Linked DNA regions of Homo sapiens: region 1 is linked to region 2. A link is a contact called in ENCODE Hi-C or POLR2A ChIA-PET data. All regions are on one chromosome and are shown on one strand. Each heading gives the region's core, a stretch centred on a gene start or an enhancer-like site at or near the end of the contact. The rest is flanking DNA. Distances are from core to core; before and after follow the strand shown.

Evidence for each region. Hi-C counts contacts between places; a loop is a spot of excess contacts on that map. ChIA-PET counts read pairs that join two places held with the same protein, here RNA polymerase II (POLR2A). Pooled maps may share reads with other maps.
Region 1: a pooled map shows a loop between it and region 2 (5-fold over the local background). The contact joins the enhancer-like site here to the promoter of RNH1 in region 2. A Hi-C loop is called at or near these places in 1 of 168 maps with a recorded cell type or tissue (naive thymus-derived CD4-positive, alpha-beta T cell), 3 of 37 single-sample maps with no recorded cell type and 9 of 50 pooled maps. POLR2A ChIA-PET finds 5 or more read pairs at or near these places in 5 of 52 experiments (CD4-positive, alpha-beta T cell, activated CD4-positive, alpha-beta T cell, activated CD4-positive, alpha-beta memory T cell and 2 more).

What each region holds. Positions count from the first base shown.
Region 1 is chr11:726,751-730,264 of GRCh38, reverse strand. EPS8L2 (EPS8 signaling adaptor L2) reads right to left here. Exons shown (of 21, transcript NM_022772.4): 20 at 3,514; 21 at 2,538-3,364. The coding sequence ends at 3,284. Among named protein-coding and RNA genes, the nearest start is that of TALDO1, 19 kb to the left of the region's middle. RefSeq lists a silencer at 1,849-1,938 and an enhancer at 2,173-3,078. Within about 2 kb of position 2,190, at least 21 of the 41 ENCODE cell types and tissues checked have a DNase peak (open chromatin) inside an H3K27ac peak, as active enhancers do.
Region 2 is chr11:505,883-509,787 of GRCh38, reverse strand. It overlaps RNH1 (ribonuclease/angiogenin inhibitor 1), which reads left to right and starts at 2,546. Exons shown (of 11, transcript NM_203387.3): 1 at 2,546-2,675. It also overlaps a transcript of LRRC56 not described here. RefSeq lists a cis regulatory region at 3,192 and an enhancer at 3,108-3,277.

The sequences.
Region 1 (3,514 bases), core at 941-3,440, 220 kb before region 2:
CTCGGCCTTCCAAAGTGCTGGGATTACAGGCGTGAGCTGCCGCGCCTGGTATCCACTGCTTTTGAAGTTTTGTACAGAAAATTCTTCTTCCCCTTTGTCACATGGATATCCTGGCATCTTCTGTGAACTTGGTCGTTTTGCCTCTCATGACGTCTAGTACTGCTGGGGCTGGTTCAGCTTTGTGGGGTTAGTGGGGGTCCCTGTTGTGTTTCTCCACACATTTTCCCAGCACCACTCTCACCACCTTCCTGGGTAACGGGTGCCCCGGGCTGGGACCATGGCATCCCCGCAGGTGTGAGGAACATCTTACTGTACGTGCTGCTGTGTCAACCTCTTGGGAAATCAACCGTTTTGTAATTTTTTTTTTTTTTAAAGAGACAGCCCTTCCTAAATGGCATGGGAAGCCCCTCTTGGGTTCTGCGGGGCCTGACTGGGCACGGGCGGACAGGGCCAGCTGTGGGGGAGGACAGAAGGGGAGCAAGCGCCACAAAGACATGCTTGTCCCGAGACAGACGGGCCTTGTTGGTGGAGATATTTGCTTGTGGCTACTGGTGGCCCCACTGGCAGCTCAGGCCACCCACCCTGAGGTCTGATGTTCAAAGCCCCGCCCTCCCTCCTCGCCCAGTGTGGACTCTCCCACACTCACGGCCAGACCCTCGGCAACCCTGGCCCCACCAGGGCCAGCACCAGCAGACCCTCCTTCTTTCTGTGGACCTGCCTGATGGGGAAGTGGGTAGGGAGGCCGGGGAGGGAGTGAGTGGTTAAGGACACGTTGGAACTAAGAGAGATTGCATGTTAACCCCAGCCCCTGCCCCAAACTCGGGCCTCGAGCAGGTGACCTGGCCCCTCTACGGGTCATTCTTATCCACGCCTGCCTCACGGGGCTGCCACTGGGGCCTCCGGAGGCCGCGGGCAGCACTCAAAACACCACAGGCCCCCAAGAGTGATGCCCTCAGGGCAGGAAGGGGGGCAATCCTCACCCCTGGGGCGGGTGGCCAGAGAGGACACAGAGAGCCAGCCCACCCGATGCCAGGTGACCCTGTGCCCATCACCAGGCCGGTGAGGTCGGTGGTCCCATCTGCTCTTGAGGGGGGTCTCAGGAGGTGGCAGGAAGCCCCTTGGAAGAAACGGGAGGTAATTTCTGGAAGCCCAGAGGTCCGAGCAGGCAGCTGGGGCCAGGGTGCCTCGGACTCAGGGCTCCTGGGGTGGGAGCCTGCTTGGGGCCTAGGGCTGGGATCTGGGGGCTGGAGTCTGGGGGTCTGGCTTCCTGGGGCTCCTCAGCTGTGCAGGTGGCAGAGTGGGGCACAGCAGGTAGGGGGCTCTAAATGGGGCTGGGGGAGGTGGACAGGGAGAAGGCTGAAGAAGCAGGTGTAGATCTGGGGCCCTCAGAAGCTGAGCAGCCCAGCCTGGAGGCTGCATATGAAGCCCAGACCATCCTGGTGGAGGAAGGGTCCTGTTGCTGGGAGTGGTTGGGGAGTGGGCAGCCTCCCTCACTTCCAAGGACTGGCATCCTGGGGCCCACAGAGGCCCCTTTTGGAGCAGATATAGCCCCGGTGCCTATCCCCGTCCTGAGGTGGTGGCTCAGCAGGCAGCGGGAGCTGCAGGTTGCAGGGAGGAGGGCCGGTGCCCCCATCCCTCCCCTTTTCCTCTTGGACCTGTCTCTCTCACTGCAGGGTCCATCTGACAGGGTGGGGGGGCCTCTTCCGGGGGCCTGGAGGAGTGGTGGTGGCCATCAAGCCCGGGTCGTGGCTCAGAGGGCACCAGACAATCCCTGCTGCCCCGACCAGACACTGTGGTTAAGACTTGGCCTAGTGTGGCCTGAGCTGTGAGTCAGGGCTTCTGTGGCCTGGTGTCCAGGCCTGGCTGGGTGGTGGACCAGGCAAGGGACACGCCCCCCCCAGCCCAGCCCCACAGTCGCCCCTGCCCAGGCCAAGACCCCAGGACTGTGTCCCCGGATGCTCCGCACCAGGGTTGGGTTCACGGCTGCTATGGGGACACATGGTTGTGGGTTGCCCCCTGCCACCAATCCAGGGCGAGGGCACCCCTGGCGGCCACTCACGGCAGCACATGGAGCGGCCGGCAGAGGGCACCAAAGGCCCCTCCAAGGGTGCGGCTCAGGTGGACCGCCCATCTGGCGGTCAGGTGCCCCTCCCACGCAGGGTGCTGAGTGTGGCCTGCTCCCCCTTCTTGGGAGCCTCCGTCAGCCTGGGCTAAGATCTCCAAATCCAGTTTCAGCCTTGCCCTCTGACTCATGGCCCTCCTGGGGCCTGCCGACCGTCTGGCCGAGCTGGCTCTGTCCCCACCGCTCCCACTAGGGTTGTGCCCAGCGAAAGCCGGGCTTGGATGACACGCTTTGGGCCTTCTGGTCGCTGGGCCTGGGAGGGCCACAGGAAGAGAAGTGGGCAGGGTCCCCTCTGGGCTCAGGGGCAGAGCAGCCTGGCGGACGGCCAGCCCTCTGCCCGGCACTGCTTAGAAAAGGTGCAGTTTCCGGGGGCTCCAGGACCCACTCCGACTCCCAGAGAACTGAGACACACGGCTCCTGGGAGACTTAACTGGTTTAATTGCTTAGCCCTGGTGCCTCAGCCACCTCTCATCTGTAGGGTGAGACTCAAGTCCAGGCACCAAGACACACCAGCACCCCCAACACCATGCGGGGATCATTGGCCTGAAACTTGGCCAGAGAAAGCTCCAGTCCTGGGCCTGTAAGAGTGGGCGCTGGGAGTGTCTGAAGCCGGCACGGTGTCCCCTGCGTTGTCGGCCCTTGCAGGTGAAGTGTGTGTCGTTCCCCCACTTTCCCCCGAATGGCACCCACGGCCTCCTGCTGGAGCCCCTCCCGGGCCCCCCTCAGGGAGCAGAACTCTGCGTGTGTGCGAGGTTCAGCCTGGCCAGCCTGGAGCTCCAGCTCACCCTGGGGTGTGGATGGATGTAGAAGTGGGTGGGGATGGGGGAGCATCACAGGGGCCAGGACCCCCCAGGTGCACAGGGGAGGCCAGAGAAAGAGGCCCCAGCCCCAGGGAGTTCTGTGGCCTCAAGAGAAGGTGGACAAGGGGCTGGCACCACCAAGCAGCAGGTTTGGCTGAGATTAGTCTTGGTGTGGGCTGAGGCCTTGGGTACTGTTTGGCCTAAGGATGGGCGTTGTGCCTCCAGACAGGGGCAGGGACCTCTAGCCAGCACCACACCCCCTCCGTGTCCTTGATACAAAATACATACACATATAAAAATAATACTCCATGCATTGTGGGTGGGCTTCCCCTCCGCAGGCCCCAGCCCAAGGCAGCTGGGCCTAGCTGTCCTCCCCCCTCCTCTGATTCATGGAATGAAACTTGTTCATGAGTTCTTCCAGCTCCGACCCACTTTGCTGCTTCTAGGGAGGAGAAATGGGGGCATCCTCAGCCGGGGGTCCCACGTGTCTGGGTGCCGGCCTCCCCCTTGCTCTGCGACCCCAGGAACGGGCGGGGGAGAGGAGGGCGCAGGGGCAGGAGGGGCGTGGCGCCGGAGCGCAGGCGGGCTCACC
Region 2 (3,905 bases), core at 1,297-3,796:
CTCGAGACCATCCTGGCTAACACGCTGAAACCCTGTCTCTATTAAAATTACAAAAAAAAAAAAAAAAAAAAAATTAGCCGGGCGTGGTGGCAGGTGCCTGTAGTCCCAGCTACTCGGGAGGCTGAGGCAGGAGAATGGCTTGAACCTGGGAGGCGGAGCTTACAGTGAGCCGAGATCGCGCCACTGCACTCCAGCCTGGGCGACAGAGCGAGACTCCATCTCAATAAAATAAAATAAAAATGAAGACATACCTTTCAGGGGCTGTGGCCGCACTGTCCAGGAGGGAGGCCCGGCCACAGACACCATGCTGGCCGTGCGCTCAGCACCTATACATACCTGGGCACCTTCCCCACAAGGTGTCACAAAAGGGAGCCCAACAGCCATTTTAAACATTTTCTTCACTCTTATGAGAATTGCCACGAACAAATCTAAGAGATCATGGCAAAGAAAAGAATGAAATGAAACCAGAACATTTCAGCAGCTTTTGCAAAGATGTCAAGAGAACCAGTCCAGGAGTCAGACTGGCGGCATCCTTCCAGCTTCTTGTCATGAATTCTAAACCTCACATCCAGACTCCAAAGCTTAGAGAGTTAAAGAATCAGCTACTGGTCACCAAGCTCACGTGTGCAGGATGAGGGTCACAGCCAGGTTGGCTGCCTTCCAGCCCTGAGCTTTCTTGGGGGTGTGTGTGTGTGTGTGTGAACCACCTTCTTTTTGAGACGGAGTTTCTTTTTTCTTTTTTGAGATGGAGTTTCGCTCTTGTTGCCCAGGCTGGAGTACAGTGGCACGATCTTGGCTCACTGCAACCTCTGCCTCCTGGGTTCAAGTGGTTCTCCTGCCTCAGCCTCCTGAGTAGCTGGGATTACAGGCATGCACCACCATGCCTGGCTAAGTTTTTGTAATTTTAGTAGAGATGGGGTTTCATCATCTTGGCCAGGCTGGTCTTGAACTCCTGACCTCAGGTGATCTGCCTGCCTTGGCCTCCCAAAGTGTTGGAATTACAGGTGTGAGCCACCGCGCCCAGCCAGAGTTTCATCTTGTTGCCCGAACTGGAGTGCAATGGTGTGGTCTAGGCTCGCTGCAACCTCTGCTTCCCGTGTTCAAGCGATTCTCCTGCCTCAGCCTCCCAAGTAGCTGGAATTACAGGTGCCCACCACCATGCCTGGCTAATTTTTGTATTTTTAGTAGAGATGGGGTTTCACCACGTTGGCCAGGCTGGTCTTGAACTCCTGACCTCAGGTGATCCACCCTTCTCGGTCTCCCAAAGTGTTGGGGTTACAGGTGTGAGCCACCACGCCCGGCCAGAACCACCTTCTTTAAAGATGATCAGGCCGGGTGTAGTGGCTTATGCCAGTAATTCCAGCGATATGGGAGGCTGAAGCAGGAGGATCACTTGAGCCCAATTCAAGACCAGGCTGGGCAACACAGGGAGACCTCTTCTCTACATAAAATACAACAATTAGCCAGGCGTGCTGGCGCCTGTGGTACCAGCTACTTGGGAGGCTGAGGCGGGAGGATCACTGGAGTCCGGGAGGTGGAGGCTGCAGCGAGCTGGGATCGCGCCACTGCAGTACAGCCTAAGCAGTGGAGTGAGACCCTGTCTCGAAAACAAATACCTAATAAAGGCAGTCAGAGGAGAGGTTTAGCAAATTGCTAAAGAACAAATCTGAGATACCGTTAGTTTCCTTACTTGCAATCTTCATCTGCCAAAATGTCAATTCTGTGAATTGCGGACTAGTCAAAAACTTAAAGAAAACCCACTTTTGTGGAGGTGGGGTCGCTTTGCGTTTCCCAGGCTGGTCTGGAACTCGGCCTGCGCCCCTCAGTGCCAGGGCTCCAGGCGACGCTCGGGTGTCGGCAGCAGAGTGGACGCAGGAGCAGCTCGGACCGCGCTCAGAACACTCGGGACGAGGCCGCGGCTCCGCAGGCCTTGCGGGCTGGGGTCCCACGAAACAAAGGCGGCAGCCAGTGGCCAGGACGGGCAGCGTGGTTCACGGGGCCGTGGCTCCCTCGGGGGTCGCGAGCTCGGCGCAAACGAGCCCCTCTACCAAGGTCGCCTAGAGTCGCGACCCCGACATGCGGAGCCGCCCCAGGGGGGTTTCTCCCGGGTCCCTCCTGTCCCGAGGCGGCCGCTTTCTCCGGGGGCCGCGCCCCGCGCCCCAGCAAGGCCCGACCCGCGCCTGCGATTCCGCCCCCAAGGCGCTGCCGCACCGGGCCCCGGCCTCTTCCTCCGAGGATTCTCAGGAATTGCTGAGACTTGCGTGCCAGTGCGAGGCCCACAACACGCACACGCGCCCGCGCCCGCCAGACCCCGCCCCCGGCACCAAGCCCCGCCTACTGGGGGAGACCACGCCCCCAAGCGAGACCTCCCTCACCGAGCCACGCCCCACCAGGCCCCGCCGCTGCGCCAAGACTGTGCTTAGCCGAGCCCCGCCCGCCGGGCCCCGCCCCGACCCCGAGACTACTCCCGCCAGGCCCCGCCCCCGCGCCGAGCCCCGCCCAGTAGTCCCCGCCCACGCACCTGACCACGCCCACGAGCCGGCTCGAACACGCCCGCGCCGCTGACTGGCGGGTGGGGTTGTCGACACGTTCAACCCGTTCTGCTGGCTCGAGAACGAAGTAGGCCGTCTCGCTCTGGGTCTCCAGGCCCGCGACCGTCCGCCAGTCGTCCCGAGGTCAGTAGCTCCAGCGGTGCGTCAGCGTCTAGCCAGGCCTCGCCCACGCCGGCCTTGGTCGGGCTTCTTGTAGACGCGGGCCTGGCGCTATTGAGGCCGTTGCTGCGCGGGCGAGTGGCGCGCTCCCGTGGCGGGGCGGGGTCGGGCGGGGCAGGGGTCCGGGGCTATCGAGGCGGGGCCGAGGTTGCGCTGGGCAGCTGCGCCGCCGGGCGGACGTGGCGCGCCTTGAGGACGTCATCGCGGTGCACGCTCCCCTTTGGGGCTTGCCGGAAGTCCTTGCCCGGGGCGCGGGGCTGCGCCTGCGTGGTTCGTCCTCACGTGGCCGTCAAGCCCTCTAGTGCCTTAGATTCCAGCGAGCTACGCAAGCAATCCTGGCCCAGCCGAGCTTGCTTCCCCAAATCCCGTAATCCTTGACCTTATTCCCCCAAAGAAGCGGCCTCCCGGGAAGGAGCGCCCTGGCGGAGAAGACTCGAACGGCTCCCACAGCCGGGCGTTGGGGGAAAGGTGGGCGGTCTTGGTCGTGCGAGGTCGGGGAGGGAGGGTCCTCCGCTCTCCATTGCGGAGCTTCGCTCCGGGACCACCGGGGGACCGGACGCCGGGCCGCGAAGCTGCCGCCTGGGGCTGCGGGGAGGAGAGCAACATAACTGGAATGGCACTTAGGGGCCGGTGTCAGGGTTGTCACCGGGGTTGGCGGAAATGACGAAGGGGCCCCAGGCACGTCGTGTTACTGGGCGAGGTTCCAGCCAAGGTGCCCACGCGCCTTGGGGGAAACCAGAGGACTTCTGCACCGTTTCCCGAGGACAGTTTGGCAGTGTTTCAGAAGGGCCTTAGAACCAGGCAGGCCCCCTTCTAGGATGGTGGAAAGCCTAAAGATCTGAAAACGGTCTCAAGTGTCGTCTTAGCGATTGGCTGACTAAACCGAATGCAAGCCGGAGACTGCACACGATGTTGCCGTTAACAGTTACACTGGGCCGGGCAGTCAGAGGCAGGCGGATCACCTGAGGTCAGGAGTTCGAGAACAGCCTGGCCAACATGGTGAAAACCCGTCTCTACTAAAAATACAAAATTAGCCGGGCGTGGTGGCAGGCGCCTATAATCCCAGCTACTTGGGAGGTTGAGGTAGGAGAATGGCTTGAACTCAGGAGGCGGAGGTTGCGGTGAGCCGAGATCGTGCCACTGCACTCCAGCCGGCTGACAAGAGCGAAACTCCTTCTCAAAAAAAAAAAAAAA